Regions from separate parts of the Mus musculus genome. Here all the other regions are linked to region 2. The links are chromatin loops, found by intact Hi-C in ENCODE. Cell type or tissue: left cerebral cortex. All regions are shown on one strand. Links, peaks and the distances in the headings refer to the core of each region. The heading gives the core; the rest is flanking DNA.

Region 1 (6,805 bases), core at 949-5,948, 170 kb after region 2:
TCCTCCCAAGTGCTGGGATTAAAGGCATGCGCCCCCACTGCCCGGCTCTTCAGGTTTTTAAAAGCATTCTTTATTATATAATTTCTATCTCTGTGCTAACTTGCTTTTGTCTTTTTAAAAATATTTTATGTGGTGGTGCATGCCTTTAATCTCAACACTTGGGAGGCAGAGGCAGGCAGATCTCTGAGTTTGAGGCAGCCTGGGCTACAGAGCTAGTTCTGGTACAGCCAGGGCTACATAACAAAACCTTGTCTCAGAAAAAAAAGTGTGTGTGGGTATTTTGTCTGCAGGTGTACATGGGCAGCACATGCATGCATGGTGTCCAAGGAGACCAAAGGAGAGCATCAGATTCCCTGGGACTGGAGAATAGACAACGTTGAGCTGCCATGTGGTTGCTAGGAGTTGAACCCTGGTCTTCTGCAAGAGCAGACAGTGCTCTTAACTGCTGAGCCAATTCTCCAGCCACCCCCACCCCCAGGCCCCACCCCACACCTCCATATACACACTTTTGAGATAGAGTTGGTCACTGCTCTGGAACTAAGCAGGTGATACTCTCTGGCCAGGCATCCTCCTGCCTCCATCTCCCCAGCACTGTGCCTACAAGGACGTGCCACCATTCCTAGTTTTCTCAAGTGGGTTTTGATGATCCAACTGATCCTCACACTTCAAAACAAGCACTTCACTGACTGAGCCAACCTCTCCCCACCTCCACCAGGTCCTTTTGATGTCTATATTCTTTAACTCAGAGTCTCAACTAGGAGGCCTGGTGGGGCATGCCTTTAATCCCAGCACTCCTTAGGCGGACACAAAGGGATCACTGGTTTTGAGATTAACCTGATCTACATACAGAGCAAGTTCCAGGACAGCCAGGGCTACACACAGAGATTGCCTCCAAAAACTAAAACAACAAACAAATAAGTAAATAAATCAAGAGTTTCATGTCGCCCAAAGTGAATCTCATCGCATAGCTCTGGTTTCAGCATGTAGCCTTGGCTGGCCTGGAACTTGCTATGTAGAGCAGGCTGGCCCCAAACTCATAAAGAACCCTAACCTCTGCCTCCCAGTGCAGGGTGGGACTGAAGGCGGGCGACATCATGTCCAGCCCCGCTCCCACTTGAAATAAATGGTCTCTGTTGAGAAGACAGCTTTTGAGGAAATTTCAGGAGGGGAGGGGTAAACCATGCAGGGAAGAGCGCTTGGGGCTGAGGGGACAGTATGTACCACAGCAGTGACCAGGAAGAGTGTCTAGCATGTGTGTGGGACATCAGGGAAGTGAGGAAGCCTGGGGCATTGTGGGTAAGGAAGACCTCGGAAGAGATGAAGCCAGAGTCCATGGAGGAAGTGGGCTCAAGAAGCTTCAAGCGATCTTAGCCTATCATTGCTGGGCAGAAGAGGCATGGGTAGAGTCCACCATAGGCTTTAACAGGATTGTTTCAGGTTAACAGGCTGACAGGGGTTGAGGGGAGGAACACACATAAGCTGTGTCCTGAAGGCAGGGTGGCAGACAACGGTGGTGAAAGAAAGAGCTGGATTGTAACACCTACTAAAGGTGGGGCCAACAGAACTCAGTATTTGAATAATGGTTACTGTCCTTTTTTTCTTTTTTAAGATTTATTTATTTATTCTATGTAAGTACACGGTAGCTGTTTTCAGACACACCAGAAGAGTGCATCAGATCCCATTACAGATGGTTGTGAGCCACCATGTGGTTGCTGGGATTTGAACTCAGGACCTTCGGAAGAGCAGTCAGTGCTCTTAACCGCTGAGCCATCTCGCCAGCCTGGTTATTGTCCTTTTTAAAAAAGAGTTGCTAGGCAGTGGTGGCACATGCCTTTTAGTTCCAGCACTTGGGAGACAGAAGTAAGTGGATCTCTGTGAGTTCAAGGCCAGCCTGGTCTACAAAGCAAGTTCCAGAATACAGTCAGGGCTGTACAGAGAAACCCTGTCTTGAAAGGTAAATAAATACATAAATAAATGCTTTTATTATAGTGTGTGTGTGTATTTTAAAGTAGTCCAGGACCTGAGAGATGGCTCAGAGGTTAACAGAGAGTGCTGCTCTTGCGGAGGAGCTGAGTTCAGTCCTCAGTTCAACATGACGGCTCATGAGCACCTGTAACTACAACCCCAGGGGATCCAACATCTCTGGCTTCCATTGGCACCCACACTTATGGCACAGACCCACATCCACAAAATTAAAAAGAAAATTAAGCCAGACTATGGTGGCGCATGCCTTTAATCCCACCACTCAGCAGACAGATCCCTTGAATTTAAGGCCGGAGTGGTCAACAGAGTGAGTTTCAGGACAGCCAGGGCTGTGCAGAAAAACCCTGACTCAAAATGAATAAATGAATATATAAAACAACAAAAAAATGAATATACAGAGAAACCCTGTCTTTAAAAAAAGCCCAATAGGGGGCTGGTGAGATGGCTCAGCGGTTAAGAGTGCTGACTGCTCTTCCAAAGGCCCTGAGTTCAAATCCCAGCAACCACATGGTGGCTCACAACCATCCGTAACGAAATCTGATGCCCTCTTCTGGAGTGTCTGAAGACAGCTACAGTAGTGTACTTACATATAATAAATAAATAAATAAATAAATAAATAAATAAATAAATAAATAAATATTAAAAAAAAAAGCCCAATAGATAGATAAATAGATTGATTGATAAAAAAATGAGCACCTGCCGATCTTTCAGAAGACCTGGGTTTGGGTCTCAGCTCCCATAAGGAAGAGCAGCTCTGACGCCCTCTTCTGGCCTCTGTAGGCATCAGGCAAAATACTCATAAACTTAAAATTCAAAATAAAACTGTGTGTAGCTCACACCTTTAACCTCAATTCTGGGAAGGCAAATGCAGAAGGCAGCGACCTAGTTCAAGGTCAGCTTTGTTTACACAGTGAGTTCCACAACAGCCAAGGCCATTCAGGGTGCCTATCTCACAGGGCAGAGAGACAGACGGGGAGTGGGGAGGGAGGGGGAGGATTAGGATGCCACAGGGGAAAGGATATCACTGGACTGTGGTTGGTATTCTTAAATTTGAGCTCTCCATCACAGCTCCATGGGAAAGCCAGCAGACAAGTATGCCCTGGAGTTCAGATGAGGGTTGGGCTGGAAAACACCTGTAGAGTCGGTGTCTCATTTACCCCAGGCTAGCCTCTTCCTACTTTTTCTTCCTTCCCTCCATCCCTCCCTTCCTTCCCTCCTCTTTGGTTTTTGAGACAAGGTTTCTCTGTGTAGCCTTGACTATTCTGGAACTCGCTGTGTAGACCAGGCTGGTCTCTGCCTCTGAGTCCTAGGATTAAAGGCTTGGCCACTATGCCTGCTATGGCCTTAACCTTGATATGTAACCAAGGATGATCTTGAATTCCTTTTTCTTCGGCCTTCACCTCTCCAATGCTGGGATTCCATGCCAGTGCCGCTACCACCACCACCCACACTGGGTCATGCCCCTTGATTCCAGAGGTGTCACTAGATAGAGTGAGCAGAAAGCACATGCGGAGTCAGGTGAACAGATATTTTTTACAAAGGAACCCTGGGAATTGCCCACCACCCTGGGGAGGGTTTCCATTTCACACGTTGAGGGAGTAGGGGCAGCTCATGGGATCTTTGCTCTTGGGGGCTGCTGCCACCTTCAGGCCAAAGGTGGTACTGCTTCGCTTGTCTAGCTGCCTTCCCTTCAGAAGGTGGCGGCAAAGACACCCTGGCAGTGACACCCCCCGCTGCCAGTGAAAGAGGGAGACAGAGAAGTATAAGGGGCTGAATGTGCCTGGAGAAGGAGGAGGAAGCTTTACCCCCAACGTGGTTTTTGAGTTGGGGATAAACCCCAGAGTCTCACACATGCACCCTATTACCAAGTCACCCCTCAGTAGGGGGAATTCTAGGCAGATGCTCTACTGCTGAGCTACACCCACAAGGTGTTTATTGTGTGCATGGATGCCTTTGGAGGTATCGGATCCTCTGGGGCTGGAAGTACACGAAGTCTTGAGCCACCGGACAAGGGTGCTGAGAACTGAACTCTGCAACAAGGGCTCAGCCACCGAGCTACCCCTGTATTACGAAGGAATGTTTTTGATATGGCATAAGGAAACACAAATGAAGAGGTAAAAAACTGTAAAGCAATTTCTTTTCTTTTTAATGTATATGTGCGTTTTCCCAGATTCAGAAGAGAGGGAAAAAGAGTAACACATATATCCTATCTTTAGAATGCATCTTTTTCTTAAAAAAAGATTTATTTATTTATTATATGTAAGTACACGGTAGCTGTCTTCGGACACACCAGAAGAGGGCATCAGATCCCATTACAGACAGTTGTGAGCCACCATGTGGTTGCTGGGATTTGAACTCAGGACCTTTGGAAGAGCAGTCGGTGCTCTTAACCACTGAGCCATCTCACCAGCCCTAGAATGCATCTTCCATGTAGTTTCTGAGAAGACTTTCAATGTGATTTTGCCTCTACAGAGCTAGTTCCAGGAAAGCCAGGGCTACACAAAGAAACCCTGTCTGGGGGAAAGAGCGGGACCTAGTTCAACATAACTCAGTTCAGCTCTGTAGACCAGGTGGGCCTCAAACTCAAGAGATCTGCCTCTGCCTCCGAGTACAGGATTACAGGTGTAAACCGGGCTGGAGAGATGGCTCAGTGGTTAAGAGCACTGACTGCTCTTCCAGAGGTCCCAAGTTCAATTTCCAGCAACCATATGATGGCTCACAACCATCTGTAATGGGATCTGATGCCCTCTTTTGGAGTGTCTGAGGACAACTACAGTGTACTCGTATACATAGATTAAATAAATAAATTAATAAATAAATAAACCAAAGCACTCAGGAGGCAGAGTTTCCTCTAAATTCAAGGTCAACCTGGTCTACAGAGGATAGCTAAGGCCACACAAAACAAAAAACAAAAAACAAAAACCTCTCTACCATTATCCAATCTTAGGATGCTGAGATGCTCAAGTCCCTTATACAAAATGCTATATTATGGGCTGGGGTATGGCTCAATGGTAGAGCATCTGCCTAGAATCCCCCAGTGAGAGGCTGGGGGCGTGGCTCAGTGGTAGAGCCCCTGCCTAGTAGAATCCCTTGGGAGGCAGATTTCTGAGTTCGAGGCCAGCCTGGTCTACAGAGTGAGGTCCAGGACAGCCAGGGCTATACAGAGAAAACCAAAAACAAATAAACAACAACAAAAGAGATGCTCAAAATCTCAAAAGTATTTTTCTATTTCCAATATGGATTGGTGGTCATTTTAGAGTCAAGCAGTGGTGTCTCACAGAGAAGCCCTATCTCAAAACAAACAAAAGTCCCTCAGCTTGGAAATGCTGAGTTCAGTTAGACTGCTTCCCAGGCACTGCGTGTTTGGGGTATACTAGTAACAGCATAAAGGTAAGATGGGATTCAAGCTATTGGTAATGAACCAGGCGGTGGAGGCGCACGCCTTTATTCCCAGCATTCAGAAGGCAGAGGTAGGTGGGTCTCTGAGTTCAAGGCCAGCCTGATCTACAGAGGATAACCGGGGTGACATAGAGAAACCCTGTCTTGAAAAACAAAACAAAACAAAACAAAACAAAAAAAATAAAATGGTAAGCATGCCTGGTTCCTTGGGTTTTTGTTTTTTTCCTCTTGAGGTGGGATAAGAATTCTGGGGGCGGGCTGGAGAGATGGCTCAGTGGGTAAGAGCACCCGACTGCTCTTCCGAAGGTCCAGAGTTCAAATCCCAGTAACCACATGGTGGCTCACAACCATCTGTAACAAGATCTGACTCCCTCTTCTGGTGTGTCTGAAGACAGCTACAGTGTACTTACATATAATAATAAATAAATCTTTAATTAAAAAAAAAAAAGAATTCTGGGGGCAGATGATTCCTTGAAGAACTAGCACAGAGTCAACCCCTCGTGGCAGGGCGGGGGGGGGGGGCGAGGGGGGGCGGAGACTAGACGAGACACTGCCTGATGCTTGGCATTACAACTAAACTAAACCTAGGTTGTCTGTTCCTCTGAGACACGGGTGGAGCGCCCCCTGGAGGCGACAGACGGCAAGAATTGGGGAAAAGGCTTGGGGCCTTCCAAGGTGTTAAGAGGGAGGTGCACTTGCTCCTTGCCCCAGGCTGTCCTCCTGTAGGTGGAGTCTGCTAGGGAGTGCCTTGCCTGGAAGGGCAAAGGGCTCTGTCTTCTAGCCTCTACCAACTGACAAGTCTCAGTCACCAGGCCTTGACTCTCTAAGCTCATAGAAAGGTAAGCGACTCCAGAGCACTCAGTAGCATTTCTGTAGGGCTGTGTGGGAACTCCTTTCTCCTCAGGAGCTTCAAACACTGTCCATTCTGCAAAGTCCCATAGTCTACTTCCCGGCTAGCCAGACTAAGGGTCTCCTTTACAAGATGCCGGCGCAGCACCCCCTGGAGGCAAAGGGTGGTAAAACTGAGTGGAAATAGCATGAGGCAGGGCAGAGGCAGGGCAGAAGGACCCAGGGTGAGGCTTCTCCTTCTGACAAGCCCCAGGTCACTGCCTCCTCATCCATCACTCCCCAACAGAACCCAGAATCCCAAGCGGCAGGAGCACTGGGGGACACCCGGGCGGAACCTTCCCTGGAGCAAGTACTGCAGGAGAGGGATGAAGCCATTGCTAAGTGAGAGAAACTCTGGGGGTGGGGGTGGGGTGGAGGAGGGGGAAGTGGGGACTCACTCCTACTAGAGGAGAGGAAGGGGGCTCCAGATATTTCCAGAAGACAGCCACTGGAACACCCCCACCCCCATCCCCCACTGCCTGTAGGAAGCGCGCGGTGGAAGAGGAGCTGGACTCCTGTCGAGCCAGGCTGCGCA
Region 2 (7,982 bases), core at 1,672-6,671:
TTGATTCAGTTAAAAGCAAAGGAGGATGTGTGGCATGGTGGCACATGACTATGACCCTAGAACCCAGAAACTCTTCACTTGGGAGGCTGTCGCAGGATTCAGGAGCTCAAAGGCAACATGGTGTGTGTCAGAGCCTGCAGAGCACATGCAGGGCCCTGGGCCCCATCCTGTACCACAGTTCCTGTTCTTCCCTTCATTTATTTACAGTGACATCCTTGAAAGAGCACTGGATTGTAATCCCAACATTCATCATTTATACACAAGAGTCCATGAACTTTAAACATACCGACTTCAATTCCCTTGGGCCCACTGGGCAAGCAGACAGGAAATCTGGACCACCTCTAAGACCCTTTTCAGCTCAGAAATGCCATAAGCATACATAAGCAAACACCTACATGGAGGCCAGGCATGGTGCTGCAAGAACCCTTTCATCTCAGAACTTAGAACAGGTATGGAATGGCAGATCTTTAAGTTTCAGGCCAATCTGCTCTACAAAATGTTCCATCCTTGACAGAGCCACACAGTGAGACCCTACTGAAAGAAAGAGAAAACAAAAACAAAAACCCAACTGGGGCTTAGAGTCAACAGTGAGGTTAAGTGCACAGAACCTGGGTTCAATCCCCAGCACCCTCACAGTAGCTCACAATCCAAATCTGGCCTCCAGGGTGCTCCAGACACACAGTGCTCCATAGACACATAGGCAGGGAAACATCTATACAGACAAAATTAAAAGGTGGAAAATAATCTCTGTAGGTGGACACTGCCTTTCAGAACTGATGCTAGAAGGGCTGAAGCTGTACTGGCTGGTCCTGAGGTCTATTAATCCCAGATACTAGGGAGGCTAAAGCAGGAGAACCAAAAGTTCAAGGCCTGCCTAAGCCACATGGTGAGTTCCCAGCCAGTCTCAGCAATTTTAATGATGCCCTGACTCAAAATAAAAAACCAGAGGGCCCAGGATGGAGCTTACTAATAGTGCAGGGCCCTACGGTAAATTCCCCAAATATTGAGGAAAGGAAGGGGAGTAAAAGTATCCTAAATATTCAGAACATTTTATTAAATCTACACAGGTGATCGGCAATTCCATCACTTGGGAAGTTAGGAAGGAAAACGTCACACTTAGCTTCCAACACCTACCTTAGACATCAACCTAGGTTACAAGACAATTAAAAATGAAACAACAAAAAACAAAGCAGGAAAGAGGCAAAGGCCAAGAGCAAACTGAAATACTTCACTTGAATCCTTCCTGCTCTTACCTAATCTTTCCAAAGGAAAAGGGGTGGTAAAGATAGCAGGACAGGCAAGTTTGGTAAGGAAACTTAGCTTTTTAAAAAACAAATAAGCCTTAAAAGATTCAACATTCCCCCTACCGGGGGCGGGGGGGGGGGGGGGGGAAGTACTACAACTTTTAACTAAGAGGCTATGCTTGGTCAAGAAATCTTAAAGTAATGATTGGAAATGCTGACTTTGTATTCTAAAACACCAGTTTCACGTACCAGAGAGAGAGAGAGAGAGAGAGAGAGAGAGAGAGAGAGAGAGAGATTGAGAGACAGAGAGACAGGCAGACAGACAGACAGGATCGGGAATGCAGTGTCCAGCCTCTCTGAGTTCGAGGCCAGCCGGTGCTACATGAAGCGCTCCCTCAAAAAAAAAAAAAAAAAAAAAAAGACGGAAAAATGAAACTTCTAAGTGTCAAACTTCTGTGTTCTCTAGGAAATAAATGGCCACCAGAACCATCAATGTACCTTTCTGCTCCTTCCCATCTTCAGTGGGTAAAAAGTTAATGCCAGGTTTTGTGATTTACGGTTCTGTCAGTTCATCCCTGGCCTAAAGTCCACTCCGGAGGAGAAAAACAAAACCCACAAGCCACATCAGTGTCCCCGCACAGCCCACTCAAGACGCAGTAGAGGCTTGCACAAGCCGGATCACGCGGCTGCGCCGGTACAATTTCAAAAACTTAAACTTGACGGTTTCATTTCTATGAAAGGAGAGAGAAATAAAATGCGCAAAGGGAACCCGGCTACCCTCCCTAGTCATTTAGGGCCCGAAGCCAAGTTGGGGAGGAGGGGATTGGTGTTGCGATCACCACCGAGGCCCCGGGGACAAAGTAAGGGGAAAAGGGATGGAGGCGCGCGGTTCCGGGAAGGACGGCTGGAGACGGCCCGGAGGGATCTCGCCGCGGAGCTCCCAAGCCCGGGTAAAGCAGGGCCCCGGGCATCACGGCCCGCGGACGGCCCCGTGCGGTGACAGCTGCCCCGCGAGCCGCGCGCGGCCCATTCGCATCTCGCCATCTCCATCCCTCGCCCTGCGCAGCCGCGGCCGAGCGTCCACACCGCGCGCGGAGAAAGGATACTCCCGGGTGCGGAAGGCCTCCTGAGTGTGCGGGATGGTGAAGAGCGGCTCCTCTCCGGGCAGCGGTTTCACCAGCGGGAAGGGCTTGCGGCCCAGCAGCGGCGCCATCGCGGCGGCGCCGGCAGGGGACGGAGCGCCGAAGGCTCGGCCGCTCTGCTGCGCAGCGCTAGGCCCCGGCAGCCCCGGGGCGAGCGAGCGAGCGAGGCGCCTGGCTCCCGGGGCGATGGGGGAGGGGAGGGGTGAGAGGGCGGCGCGAACTCCGGCTTCCCTCAGAGCTGGCGGGACCGCGCCACGGCCATGGAAGCCAGGGGGACGCCTCGAGGGGAGAAAACGGAGAGATTCTCCTCGCCCCTTCCGGCGCCTTTCACCTCACGCCGATCTCCGCCGCGGCGGCCGCCAGTCACGACTCCTCTCCAGCGGGCACGGGAGGAAATTATTGAAAAATGGCGGGAGATTCCCTTCCTCCCCCCCGCTGCCGGGCCAGCGCACAGACTAACTTGCTTCTCCGTGGCGCCCTGGGGCGGAGGCTCCGATAGGCGGAGGGCTCGTCGGCCTTCGCAGCCTATTGGCTCAGAGAGGCTGCCGCTCCGAGGTCGAGTCCCGCCCCCTGGGCTCCAGCCGCGAAGTTGAGTTGCAGCGCAGCAGAGGGCAGTCTGAAAAGGTGAAAGGTCACGTTATGTAAGAGCCGGGGACGGGCGTGCGGGCCTCCAGTGGCGGACTTCAAAAGTAATGGGACAGCAGTAGGAGGGGGAGGACGAAAAGCGGAAGACTCAAAGAGGTCAGAGCAAAAAGCCCTGTCACTGATACAGACATTGCGCCATCTGTCACCGACGGCGACACCGACATCCGGGCACTCACTGTCCGTGTGCTGCGCCGGAGGGGGGAGGGGGAGCGCGCGGCCAGGGGCTTTGTCTTTCCACTCGCGCTCCGCCCCCCTTCTTAAAGGGGCCGCGCTCGGCCACGCCCGGGGATGCGCGGGTGGAGCTGTACTGGGCGGGAAGTAACTCAGGCCCTCTCCAAACTGAAGTTCCGCATTGGGGCGACTAGGACCCCAACCTTCCCCGACGCGGCATCACTGTAATTGAGAAATGGAGATTAACAGCCTGTTTTTTAAGGACTACAGGGAAGGATAATGAAGAACTTTCTTTAAAAATATGTGGAGGAAGAGCCGCAGAGCAGACTCAGGGGCTAAGATCTTGTACTCGTTCAGAGGACCCAAGTTCAATTCTTAGCTCCCACATCGGGTAGCTGGAACCTGCCTCCGGCTGCAGCTCCAGGAGTTCCCATTCCTCTTGCCTCCTCAGGTGCACGTACTCACGTGCACGTAACATCCCCCACCACGTGTGCACACATACACAATTTAAAAATAAATCTTGAAAGTAAAATAAACGGAAGAATAATAAAGAAGGTTTTCTGTATGTACATATGTAAAAGACTATATTCATTCATATATATGTGTGTGTATATATATATATGTGTGTGTGTATATAGTGCAACTAAGTGATGCAGGTTTTTGAAGCTGGACGGTCCTAAGTGAGTTTGTGACTAACCTGGGCTACAGTCTTACAGGCTGAATAGCAAATCCCTATAACAATAAATAAATAAAGCTATGTTAGAAAACATATGTATTAAGCTCATGGGGCTGGAGAAGTGACTCCGCATGCAATTAAGAGTTCTTCCAGAGATTCTGGGTCTGATTCACAGTTTTTGTGTTGGAGGATCACAATCGCCTGTGACTCCAGAGCAGTAGATTCTTGCAACCCTGTATACATACCCCCCCCATACACATAATTTAAAATAAAAATAAATGTACTATTAAAAAAGATGGGCCTAAAGGGATGGCTTAAGGTTAACACATACTGCTCTTGCAGAAGACCTGAGTTGGATTCCAGCATCCACATGCAATGGCTCTCAACCATTACTAACTCCAGTTCAAAAGGTCAAAGACGCTCTAGCGCCCTCTTTTGGTCTCTGAAGGCATGTGGGCATGCCTTCACACCCCCACTCCACCCCCACCTCTTCACATAAATAAGTACATAGTGAGACTCTGAAACCAACAATAACAATAATAAATTTAAATGTATAGTTCATTAATTAAAATCCTATTAAAGGATATGTATGTATAAATAAATAAACGTTGGGGCCAGAGATATGACTCAAAATTAAGAGTACTGGCTACTCTTGCTGGGAACTAGAGTTTGAGTCCCAGCACCCACATGGTGGCTCACAACAATCTGTAAGTTCAGTCCCAGAGGATCTGACACTCTCTTCTGGTCTCCTTGGGCACTGTACACATGTAGGGCACAGACACACAGGCAAAACATACATTCACACACAGACACACACACAAGAAAATAATAGTAAAAGCTGGAGAGTTGAGGATCTGATACTAGGTGGTCGTGAAGATCAGAATGCCAGCACTGGGAAGGAGAGGCAACTTGTCAGGCAGGACTATGGCCTATCATAAAGGGGGTGGAGTAGGGACAGGAAGCAAAAGAAGGAAAGGAGAAATGAAAGAAAAAAGGGAAGGTAAAGAAAAATGCGCTTACTGGGCCGGGACAGAACCACCTGGCACTGCCATCCTGGTTTTGTGAGACAGGTTCATGCCATGTAGCCAGGCCAGCCTCAAACCACAGGCCTCCTGCCTCAGTCTCCTAGCTGCATCCACCTCTCCTCTGTACCTTGGATTGCTCATTGCCTTCTGAATCTTTTCTTCCAATTGTTCTAAGCACACCCATCTGAAGTGGGAATTTGAGGGTTCTTTGGAAAGCCAGTTGTGTTGGATGGTGTTTTGCTGGGGCAAACATGTGAAGGAATGTTTCACTGAAGCAGACATGTGAGAAAGAATGTTCTGCAAGCTTGTGAAAGGACATATGATGAAGGATTCTTCACTAATGACACACATGTATCGGTCCACCTTATATTTTGTAGTTGGGCTACATTTGTCAGGACTCCATAGAGAGAAATACACCAAAAAACTCAAAGGACTCAACAGACAATAACAGAGGCTGAGCTTGCTTGCTGGGATAGCCGGCTGAGCAATGCTTGTTAGTATCCACTCTTCGCTGATCTTCACTTCCTCATGAGAGGTACAGCTGAGAACTTCTGCTTGTGTTCCTCCTGGTCCCTTCTGCTAACTAGTGCTGAGACTACAAAGTGAGTTCCTGAACAGCGAGGGCTATACAGAGAAGTCCTGTCTCAAAAAAAAAAAAAAAAAAAAAAAAAGCATATATTGTTTATATGTATTTGTGTAATAATGAGTTCATCAAACATTTTCATAATAAATATGTATATGTGTGTGTGTGTGTGTGTGTGTGTGTATTTCTTTTGAGACAGGGCTTCTCTGTGTAGCCCTGGCTGTTCTAGAACTCACTCTGTAGACCAGACTGGCCTCAAACTCAGAAATCTTCCTGTCTCTGCCTCCCAAGTGCTGGTATTAACTGCCTGGCCTGGTTTGTTTGTTTGTTATTTTAATTTTGGTTTGGTTTGGTTTGTTTTTGGTTTTCCGAGACAGGGATTCTGTGTGTGCCCCTGGCTGTCCTGGAACTCACTCTGTAGACCAGGCTGGCCTCAAACTCAGAAATCTCCCTGCCTCTGCCTCCCATGTACCACTACAGGGACCTACTTTCATATTTTGTTGTTTTTGGTATTATTTTTGGTATTATTATTATTTTGCTTCATGTTTTGTCTTGTTGGTTTTGTTATTGTTATCTTTGAGGGTTTGCTTTTTGTTTTTTGTTTTTTTTCTTTTTGTTTTTCTTTTTCTTTTTTTTCTTAACCTCCTTTTGATGTCCTGAACTAATTACCAATGGTTGTGAGCCACCATGTGGTTGCTGGGAATTGAACTCATGACCTCTGAAGAGCAAACAGTCCTCTTAACCAGCCCCTTGTTTGTTTTTCTGGGGGGGGGGGGGGGGAGGGGAGGGGGCGGAGAGAGTGAGAGAGAAAGAATGCGTTTTGTGCTGCCCCCTAGCAGGAGCATGGATGAGGGCTTATGTACAGGCCACCACACCACTGAAGATGCTGCTCCCTCTCCCAGCAGCTTTGACTCTCCTAGATTCCCAGGGAGGGGCAGGCCTTTGAGTCCCTCCCCCACCTCTGACAGAATGCACAACTCAAGGCTTTGGATTTGTTTTTGAGGCAGGATCTCTTTCAAGCCAGGCTGGCCTGTCTTACTGTAAAGCTGTGAAAATGACCTTAAACCTCTCATCTTCTGGTTTCGCCACCCAGAGCCTGGCTCACAGGTGTGGTGTGCTGCCCCATTTCTGCTGTTCAGGGCCTCTGTCCAACTCGAGGCTTCTCGAATGAGAGGCAAGCTCTCTCTACCAGCTGAGCTACACCCCCAGTGCAACTATTTTTTTTTCTTTGTAAATCATAATTTTAGCATGATTACTCATTCCATGTAGGCTCTGTCCCATTTGAATAAACAAATTAATACTAAAGGACAGAGATTGAAGCCAGCAGTTTCTAGGGATCCTCTACAGACCTCCTCCTGTGTCTGCTCCCCAGTTAGCAGTCGCTGGTTTCCTGCCGGGAAAAGCGCCATTTAAAGCTACATGACCAAGCTGAATCTTTTGTTATTATCTTATTTACTTTTGAGAGAGTTCCAAGATGTAGCTCTGGCTGCCCTGGAACTCTGTAGACCAGGGCCTCAAACCCACAGTCACTTGCTTTTTGCCTCTCTAGTGCTAGGATTAAAGGTGCATGCCACTATGCCCGGCCAAGTTTTACTATTTATGTGGATGAGTGTTTAGTCTCTGTTTATGACTGCACTACAGGTGTGCCACGCTCTCAGAGGCCACAAGCAGATGTCATAGCTCCTGGGACTGAAGTTACCCTTCATTGTTAGCATCCATGTGGGTTCTGGGAATTGAACCCGAGTCCGCTCTAAAGGAGTGCTCTCAACTGCGGAACTGAGTTTCCAGTTCCTTCTTCGTTTGTGAGACAGGGTCCTTTGGAATCTAGGCTGGCCTAAAGGATCATCCTAAACTTTTCTTTTCTTTCTTTCTTTTTTCTTGAGTCAGAGTGTAGCTCTGGCTGACCTAGAACTATGTAGACCAGCCTTGAATTCACAGAAATTCTCCTGCCTCTACCTCTCAAGTGCTGAGATTAAAGGCATGTGCCACCATGTTAGGGCTGACCCTGGTCTTCCTGCCTACCCATCTCCAGTGCCACAAGTACACTAGTGTGCCTTGTTTCAAGTGGTATGGAAGGTAGAACCCCTCTGGTCATGAACCATGCTGCAGGTGCTGGGAACTCAGCTCAGATCGTCTGTAAGAGCAGTACGTGCTGCCTGTAACCACCAAGCCACCTCTCTCTCCTGCCTAGGAATGGATGTATAGAACTTATGCATGCACATACATACATACATACATACATACATACACTAGATCCTCACGTATGACGGGTGTTCACATGAGTGTCAGCACGTGTACCAGGGTTCATATGGAGGTCAAAAGATCACCTCAAGTTTGGTCCTTGCCTTCCACTGTCATTTGGTCATCTGTGTAGTCCAGGTTAGCTGGCCCTTGAGCTCCCAGGAAGTCTGTTTCTGACTCCCACCTCACATAGGAACACAGGGATAATGGACGGCAGTCCTCTATCTGGCCTTACCTAGGTGGGGCTGGAAATCG
Region 3 (7,982 bases), core at 1,129-6,128, 180 kb after region 2:
GAGAGGGAGAAAGGGAGAGAGAGAGAACAGGAGAGAGAGATGTGCATGAGCCTTCATGCGCAGTGGTATTGCCAGGCTCCCAGATACCCCGCCTCCCCTAGCCCACGCAGGCTCCCATAGCTGGTGGTGGGCAAAGCATGCCCCTTCCTATGGTCCCACACCGGCTTACTGTACATATGTAGAATTTCCACCAAGCAGGAAGAGAGTTGGCCCCGAGTAGGGTTCACGTTGCTGAGGAAAGGTCATTATCTTGTCCAAGTGCTGAGCTAACGTATCCAAGTTCAGTCTCCAGGAGAATCGCCCACCCACCTCTACCAGGTTAGTGAGCAGGAACTGCCGAATGCCCGCTTCCTGTGGGGAGACCTGGCAGCTGTGAAGGGGCTCCCTGTGAGGCCCACCCACCACTTTTCCTCTGACACACACCATGGGGAAAGGGGGGGGGGGCGTGCGTCACCTTGACAACCGAACTAAGCTGCTTATCCGCCAGTTTTCGGGCTTGGGAGTGCGGCACCTTCTCTGGGATCTCAACAGCCTTCATGGCTGCTATGAAGGCTCCAATGTGTGATCCAGGTGTGGTTCCTACCGGGCTTATGTCTACAACAACCAATCGTTCCACAACATCTGGCTGGGAGACAGAATCAGACCAGAGCAGGTCCCAGACAAACTCTGAGCCGCCAGCAGAGTTTCTGGACCTGGCCATCCAAAGTGTGGATGAGTCCCACGTTATCAATGGGCTTAGAGTGCATTAAGAGGACCCAGATAGGTGTAGCTTACCCTCTGCAGTGCCAGGAGCATGGCTGTCTTTCCTCCCATGCTGTGGCCAACGAGGACGCAGGGCACCAGACCCAGCTGTGGAAGGAGGCCCTGAAGGTCCTGACTCATGGCCTCATAGCTTGCGTCTGGACTGTGGGGGCTGTCACCGTGGTTCCGGGCATCCACCGTCAGCACCTGCGATGGGGGTGAAACAGGAATGGTGTTACTTTGACTACAGACAACGAAAAGCCTGATAGGGTCCACAGAGCAGCTAGGGAGAGAAGTCTGGAGACATAAGTATGTGTGTGTATGTGTGTGTGTGTGTGTGTGTGTGTGTGTGTGTGCGCGCGCGCATGCGCACGTGCAGAGGTTAATATTGAGCAACTTCCTTAGTTGCTTTATTATATACACACATGTATGCATGTGCGCAAGTTATATCTTCGCAAGCACGTGCCATGGTGTACATGTGGAGATCAAATGAGAACTTCAGGTGCCAAGGAGAGAGGGCATGCAGACCAAAGGAGGATCAGAGTAGTCAGGGAGCAAATGGCTTAAATGGCTGGGTTAACAGGAAAGAGACGCTGGGGGACGGGAAGCCTCTGGACTGGAAAGGTTTATAGTAAGGGGTCGGGGGTAACAAGAGCAGAGAGCTGCCACTCGTACTGAGTAAGCCAGGAGGCTAGAGTGTGCTTTGGCATGCTAGTAGGTGCCACAAAATTGTCCCAAGTTTCTTTGGGACCTGACAAAGAGACCTGTTATGTCTCAGTAACATAAATGGACTAACTGTGGGGCATCTTACAGGACCAGGCCTCTTCATAGATGTTTTACGGTTTACTGGGCACTGAAACTTTCCATTTTCAGGTCACCAAGAGCCCAGACCTGAGTGATTGAAACTAGGTCCACTGCCCTCAGCCTTACCCCTTAGCCCCCGCCCACCCATGCACCGCCCCATCCGGAAGCTCACCCTCCGGCCAGTCCTCTGAACCATTGCCTTGGCGAGGGAGTTGAAGTTGGTTTTGCTGCCGAAGAGCCCATGCAAAAAGACGATGGCTGGGAGTGTCGCGTCTCCATCTAGAAGATTATAAGACAGCGGCAGCGGCCTGGAAGGTGGGGGCCACCATGGAGTAAGGGGGAGGAGAGAGTGAAAGAAAAAAGGGGCGAGGCCAAAGGAGAGGCGGGGCCAGCTAAGCCGCGTGCGAAGTGGACCAGTGGAGAACAACCCTCCCAGTGCCCTTGGCTGACCTCAGATCGGCGTTTTCTTGGCCACTACTGCGGCTGCTACAGAACGTGACAGGAACCGCCAAACGCCTGGGAGAGGAGGCACCGAGTACCCCACGGGGGACCCTCCACGCTCGCGCCCAGCGGAGCATGCCCACAGCCCGCAAAGTGTGCTTCCTAGGGCTGTCCTGCGCACGCTCCGCCTTTCAGAGCCCTGTCTATTCCAACTAGGGCTCCGCCTTTTCCCCCGCCCCCCCCCCATCGAGGCGCCACTTTAGGCCACGTGGTCTAATGTATTCCCGGAGTCAGTTCAGCCCCCTCCCAAAGCAGAAGCTTCTTGGACGCAGCCGCTAGACGACCCCAGCCCTTGCACGTTACACATTTCCTGCAGCCACTTTGAGCCTGGTCTGTAGGACTAGCTGGCTTGGTAACAGGCTGGGCGTAGCCATACAGCGCTAGCCCTGCCCCCTTGCGCCACTACGCAATTCCTACAGACGCTGTGAGCCGCTTAGAGACCAGTTCCCGACCAGGACCAGGGAAGCGCTACGTGGGACTGGTCCCTCCTCTGGGACAATATACAATCCCCTTTAGATCTGTGAGCCCCTGCCACGCCCTGGACGGGGTCACCAACTGGCTTGTTCTTCGCACCGTCACTCAACCGTCGTAGCCACTGCCAGGCACCCGGACGTAGGCTTCTTAGCCACACCTTGCGGAGCCACCGGGGACTCTGGGACCGCCTCCTGCATCATTACGTAATTCCCACTTTGCATGCATCTGCGAGTTCAGTTCCTTGGCCACGCCCTATCGTAGGCGGGGCTGTAAGAGGCCCTTGCACGGTTTCGCAACATTTTAAACTGCTCTAGCTCCCGGAATTGGACTCCTTGACCACGCCTTGGGCGGAGCTACCCGATTGTGGCACCGGCTTTTGCGCCATTACGTAATCCTGCCGGGTTCTGTGCACACTTCCCTGAACCCCTTGACAACGTCGTAGGCCACGCCTCTTCTTTTAAGAGCTTCTTAGTCTTCTAGTGTTTCCCTACTGGCGATCAGAGGTCCTCAGTTCGAGGCGCAAGTGTGGGGCGTGTCCCTAGCAAACTGAGAAGTCCTTTCTCGGCTGGCGAGCGGACCCCACCTGGCCTGCTCCTCTGTCCTCAGGCACCGCCCTGGGTGGGTACCATGCTCTCTGTGCCTCCGGCATGGTCAGGAGGCGCCAGGAGTGATTCTTGTTCCAGCTCCCGCCAGCTCTCTGGCGCCTTGCTCCGTAGTTGGGAGCCCTGTCAGGCTCCCCAGAGCACGAGTGCTTTGTCTCTCTGTCTCCTCACAGGAAACACCTAGGAGGAAGGGGCTTTCGCTCGATCTCCTCACTTAATCGATTAACTGAGGTGCAGAAAGGGCAAAGGATTGGGCCAACAGGCAGAACCAGAGTCTTAGTCCAGTCTTCCGTTCCTGGTCCAGGTCAATTTGAAAAACCAGGATTAAACCCTTAGCCAGGGATTTGTACTGTAGTTACCTGCACTGAATAGAGATGGCTCCGGGCCAGGTGTAGTGGCTACAATTTTAATCCCACACATTGGTGGCAGAGGCAAGCGGTTCTCTATGAGTTCAAGGCCAGCCTTGTATATAAGAGTCCAAGAACATCTAGAAATGCATAGAAAAACTCTGTCTCAAAAAAGAAAAAAGGAAGGAAGAAAGAGCCCTCATTAACAACCCGCCATTAGCAGAGAGTGGCAACCCTCTGCCCAGACTGCACCGCATTCTGCACCCATTTCCCCCAGAAAGCCTGCCCCCTGCTGTCTCCCCTCATAGTCTAGGGAAAGTCCCCGCAGCCCTCTTCTGCTGCGGTCCATCCTTTAGCAGTTCCGGAGCTGGTTTGGTCATAGCAAACACATCTGCTGGGGCGCCTTCAGGACTCCTTGTTACTGAAGTAGCACTTCAAACCCTCCAGAGTCCTTCCCAGCATCCTCAGCCGGGCACCAAGCCTCTGGCTCTTAGGTCCCTTTTGTTCTTTGTCAGCGCTGGTGGCCTTCGGTGCCACTAGTTGCCTAGACACACACACACACACACACACACACACACACACAGATTTATTTATTTTGCTTTATGTGTCTGAGTGTTTGCTTGAATGTATGTCTGTGTACCACGCCTGTACCTTGTGCCTTCAGAGTTGAGAGGAGGGCATAGGATCTCCTGGAACTGGAATTGCAGGTGGTTGTGAGCCACCCTGTGGGTCCTGGGGACCATACTCCAGCAAGAACATCATGTGCTCTTAATTCCTGAGTCTCCAACCTGTCTTGGTTTTGAGACAGGGTCTCTTTATTATACAGCTCTGACTGCCCTGGAACTCACTATGTAGACCAGGCTGGCCTCAAGCTCACAGAGATTCATTTGCCTCTGTCTCCAGAGTGCTGAGATCAAAGATACGTGCCTACACCTGACAACTGGTTTATGGTTGTTGTTTGTTTGTTTTGCTTGATTTTAGACAAGATCTTATGTATCCTAGGCTGGCCTTGAACTCCTGATCCTCCTGCCTCCATCTCCCAGATTCTGGAACCCCAGATGTTCCTTTTTGATTGTTTTTGTTCTGTTTTGAGACAGGATATCAGTATGCAACCCAAGGTGCCCTCACATGTGTGTGTCGGTCCAGAGCTTATGCATGATCCTGTTGCATGATCCACACTGAGTGTCCAAGCCTGCATCACCACACCTGCCTGCCTTAGATTATCTTTCTATGGTTATCTATTGAATAAACGCTGTGTTATAAAGTGATTTATAAATAAGCAAATCCCTCTCACACAATACATTTTATACTTTCAGTATCAAAAAATATGCTTTCTGCACTTATTCACTATCAAAACCTAAAGATCCGTGACAGAGTTAGAACTAGAAAACAGTTATCTTTGTATCCTCTTCCAGTTTTTGTGTCCAGTGCCTGCATTCAGTCCTTTCTTGTGACCTATATTTGCATGCTCTTTCTTTCTTTCTTTCTTTCTTTCTTTCTTTCTTTCTTTCTTTCTTTCTTTCTTTCTTAAGTTCTTCACATTTTTATTCTTTGTGCACAAAGACTAGCATGATCGGTTCCACTTGGTAGTTAGTCGAACAATCCATTCAAGGTCGCTTAGTCCAACTTAATGACGCCTATGTCCTTTGAGTACTGACAGAAGCACTGGCGGCACATGTTCAGCCCGTATTTGTGGATCAGACCGTGGTGGTTAGAGCAGATACAGCAAGAGCGGGAACCCTGGCTGACCTTCCGTGGGTGACTCCAGGTAGAGCTGCTGGTGACCCACCTTGCCTTCAGACGCCCAAGGAGGGAAAAGGCATGCCCTCCCTCCCTCCCTCCCTCCCTCCCTCCCTCCCTCCCTCCCTCCCTCCCTCCCTCCCTCCCTCCCTCCCTTCTTTCTTTCTTTCTTTCTTTCTTTCTTTCTTTCTTTCTTCTCCTTCTTCTTCTTTTTGGTTTTTTGAGATAGGATTTCTCTGTGTAGCCCTGGCTGTCCTAGAACTCACTCTGTAGACCATGCTGGCTTCAAACTCAGAGATCCACCTGCCTCCTGTGTTTTGGGATTAAAAGCGTATGCCACCACCACCCCACCCCACTCCCATTTATGTTCCTCTGGTTCTCACGTGTACATATGTTGCATATCTACATATTTTATTGGCTAGATTTGCGTATGACAGAGAGCATGTGGCTTTTCTTCCTCCTGCGATCCTGTGCCCTTTAAATATATTTTGCTGTATTTTATGGGATGTGTATATGTGTTTGGCCTACATGCATGTCTGTGTACCACATGCCTGTCTGGTGCCTGAATGTACCAGAATAGGACATCAGATCTCCTGGGACTGGAATTATGACCGTGAGCCACCATGTTGGTGCTAAGAATCAAACCTAGGTCCTCTGCAAGTGCAGCCACTAAATCATATCCTTTATTTTTGAATGGTACCAAGGATTGAACTTAGGGCCTCCTAGCCCTCTTTTTACCTTTGACTTTGAGACAGAGTCTTACTAATCAACCCATACTGGCCTTGAACATCTGGCCCTCTCACTTAGCCCCATGGATAACAGGAATTATAGACCTGAGCCACCAAGCCTCGCCCTGTTTTAGGATACAATGTTAACTGCTGTCTCTCTCACCAAGCATCCACACTTTAACTTTTATTTTCCAGACAGGGTTTCTCTGTGTAGCCCTGGCTGCCCTGGAACTAGCTCCATAGACTAGGTTGGCCTCCAACTCAGAGATCCTCCTGCCTCTGCATCCCTGAGACAAAAGGCATGTGCCACCATACTCAGCCTGACACTACTCATTTCTAGCCCACATTCACAAAGGATTTGACTATAATTTAAGTCTACTAAAGGACCTCCAAGGGGCTGGGGCGATGGCCCAGCAGATGCAAGTTCTGACTGCTCTTCCAGAGGAACTGGCTTCATTTCTAAGCACCCACATAGCAGCTCACAACTGTCACTAACTCCAGTTCCAGGGATCCAATGCTCTCTTCTGGCTTCCAGGGGTACTGAATGTGCACAGTGCACATCGGGTCTCGGGTCTACAAAGGAAATTCCTGGATAGTCAGGCTTATAGAGACCCTGTCTCGAACAATCAATCAAGCAAACAAAAACAAAAGAATACAGCTCAGTGGTGGAGTCCTTGCCCTGTTAATTCATGATTTCCTGAGTTCAAACTCTAGCCCCCTACACAAAAAATGTGGCGTACTGAAGAGGGCTGAAGAAATACTTAGGCAAAATTTCCTTAGGTGTCCAGTCAAGTACCAACTAACAGGAGACTGACCAGGGATACGCGGGCCCATCTTTCCTCCACCCTTCAGGACAAGGCTGAAACAGACCATGTTCTAACTCCCAGGCTTCCCTCCAGGGAAGGGGAGCTACTTCCTTCTATTCCGAGCTCACAAAGAATCCGCACTGGGCTGAGTATGCTTGATGTGTTGGCCATGGAGAGTTATTAGATGCTTAACAGGGACACCTAAGCTCTGTATGATCCAAAAGCTGGGAGAGGTTGGTCTTTTTCTTTCCTTTCCTTGAATTTGCTTGTAGGTTTCTCTATTTTCATTTTACTTTATCTCATTTTTTAAAAAAGATCTATTTATTTATTATATGTAAGTACACTGTAGCTGTCTTCAGACACCCCAGAAGAGGGCATCAGATTTCATTATGGATGGTTGTGAGCCACCATATGGTTGCTGGGATTTGAACTCACGACCTTCAGAAGAGCAGTCGGAGCTCTTAACTGCTGAACCATCTCCCCAGCCCCTCATTTTTTTTTATTGTATTGTATGGGTACTTTGCCTGCATATATGTCTGTGTACCATGTGCATGTCCAGTGCCCAGGGAGGCCAGAAGACAGTGGATCCTTGGTGTATGGACAGATGATTGTGAACCACCATGTGGGTGCTGGGAATTGAACCTGATTCCTCTGAAAGGGCAACAAATCTTCAGACTCTCCCTCCCTCCCTCCCTCCCTCCCTCCCTCCCTCCCTTCCCTTCCCTTCCTTCCTTCCTTCCCTCCTTCCTCCCTTCCTTCCCTCCTTCCCTCCTTCCCTCCTTCCTTCCTTCCTTCCTTCCTTCCTTCCTTCCCTCCCTCCCTCCCTCCCTCCCTCCCTCCCTCCCTCTCTCTCTCTCTCTCTCTTTCTTTCTTTCTTTCTTTCTTTCTTTCTTTCTTCTTTCATATAGGGTGGATTGCCTTGAACTCTTGATCCTCCAGCCTCCCCTTCTACAGTGCTGGGATCACAAGTTCATAAGTGTGTGCTGCCATACCTGCTTTATGCAGAGCTGGGGAGGGACCAAGACTTCCCTCGTGCTTAGTAGGAACTCACCAACGGAGCTACATTCCCAGCTCCCCTCTTAAACCCAAACTTTTTTTTTTTTTGGTTTGTTTGTGTTTTTGAGAAAGGGGTTTCTCTCTTTAACAGAGCTGGCTGTCCTGGAACTCTGTGTAGCCTGGGTTGGCCTCAAACTCAGAGACATCCACCTGCCTCTGCCTTTCATGTTGGGATTAAAGAGA

Evidence for each region. A loop is a pair of places that touch in the nucleus more often than their neighbours do. Peaks named below come from ENCODE experiments on the same cell type or tissue, not always from the same donor. Only the 100,000 strongest peaks of a DNase experiment are listed, where the experiment ranks them.
Region 1: a loop joins it to region 2, with 3 times the contacts of the local background. A loop is called at or near these places in 18 of 42 quality-filtered maps.
Region 3: it touches region 2 in a loop (3-fold over the local background); 18 of 42 quality-filtered maps call a loop at or near these places.

Annotation. Positions count from the first base shown.
Region 1 is chr5:135,012,501-135,019,305 of GRCm38, reverse strand. It overlaps Abhd11os (abhydrolase domain containing 11, opposite strand), which reads left to right and starts at 6,149. Exons shown (of 4, transcript NR_026688.1): 1 at 6,149-6,221; 2 at 6,518-6,612; 3 at 6,756-6,805. In left cerebral cortex, for the core only: CTCF peaks have their summits at 2,764 (motif pointing left) and 3,630 (motif pointing left); a DNase peak (open chromatin) is centred at 3,638.
Region 2 is chr5:135,182,125-135,190,106 of GRCm38, reverse strand. It overlaps Baz1b (bromodomain adjacent to zinc finger domain, 1B), which reads right to left and starts at 2,784. Exons shown (of 19, transcript NM_011714.2): 1 at 2,351-2,784. The coding sequence starts at 2,457. In left cerebral cortex, for the core only: CTCF peaks have their summits at 2,722, 2,956 (motif pointing right), 4,295 (motif pointing left) and 6,353; DNase peaks (open chromatin) are centred at 2,067, 2,325, 2,977 and 3,208; H3K4me3 peaks cover 2,219 bases; H3K27ac peaks cover 2,695 bases.
Region 3 is chr5:135,003,853-135,011,834 of GRCm38, reverse strand. It overlaps Abhd11 (abhydrolase domain containing 11), which reads right to left and starts at 2,536. Exons shown (of 6, transcript NM_145215.2): 1 at 1,996-2,536; 2 at 1,718-1,853; 3 at 775-948; 4 at 455-625; 5 at 170-351. The coding sequence starts at 2,123. It also overlaps the pseudogene Rps29-ps. In left cerebral cortex, for the core only: CTCF peaks have their summits at 2,436, 3,052 and 3,752 (motif pointing left); DNase peaks (open chromatin) are centred at 1,973, 2,134, 2,795 and 3,433; H3K4me3 peaks cover 2,294 bases; H3K27ac peaks cover 2,002 bases.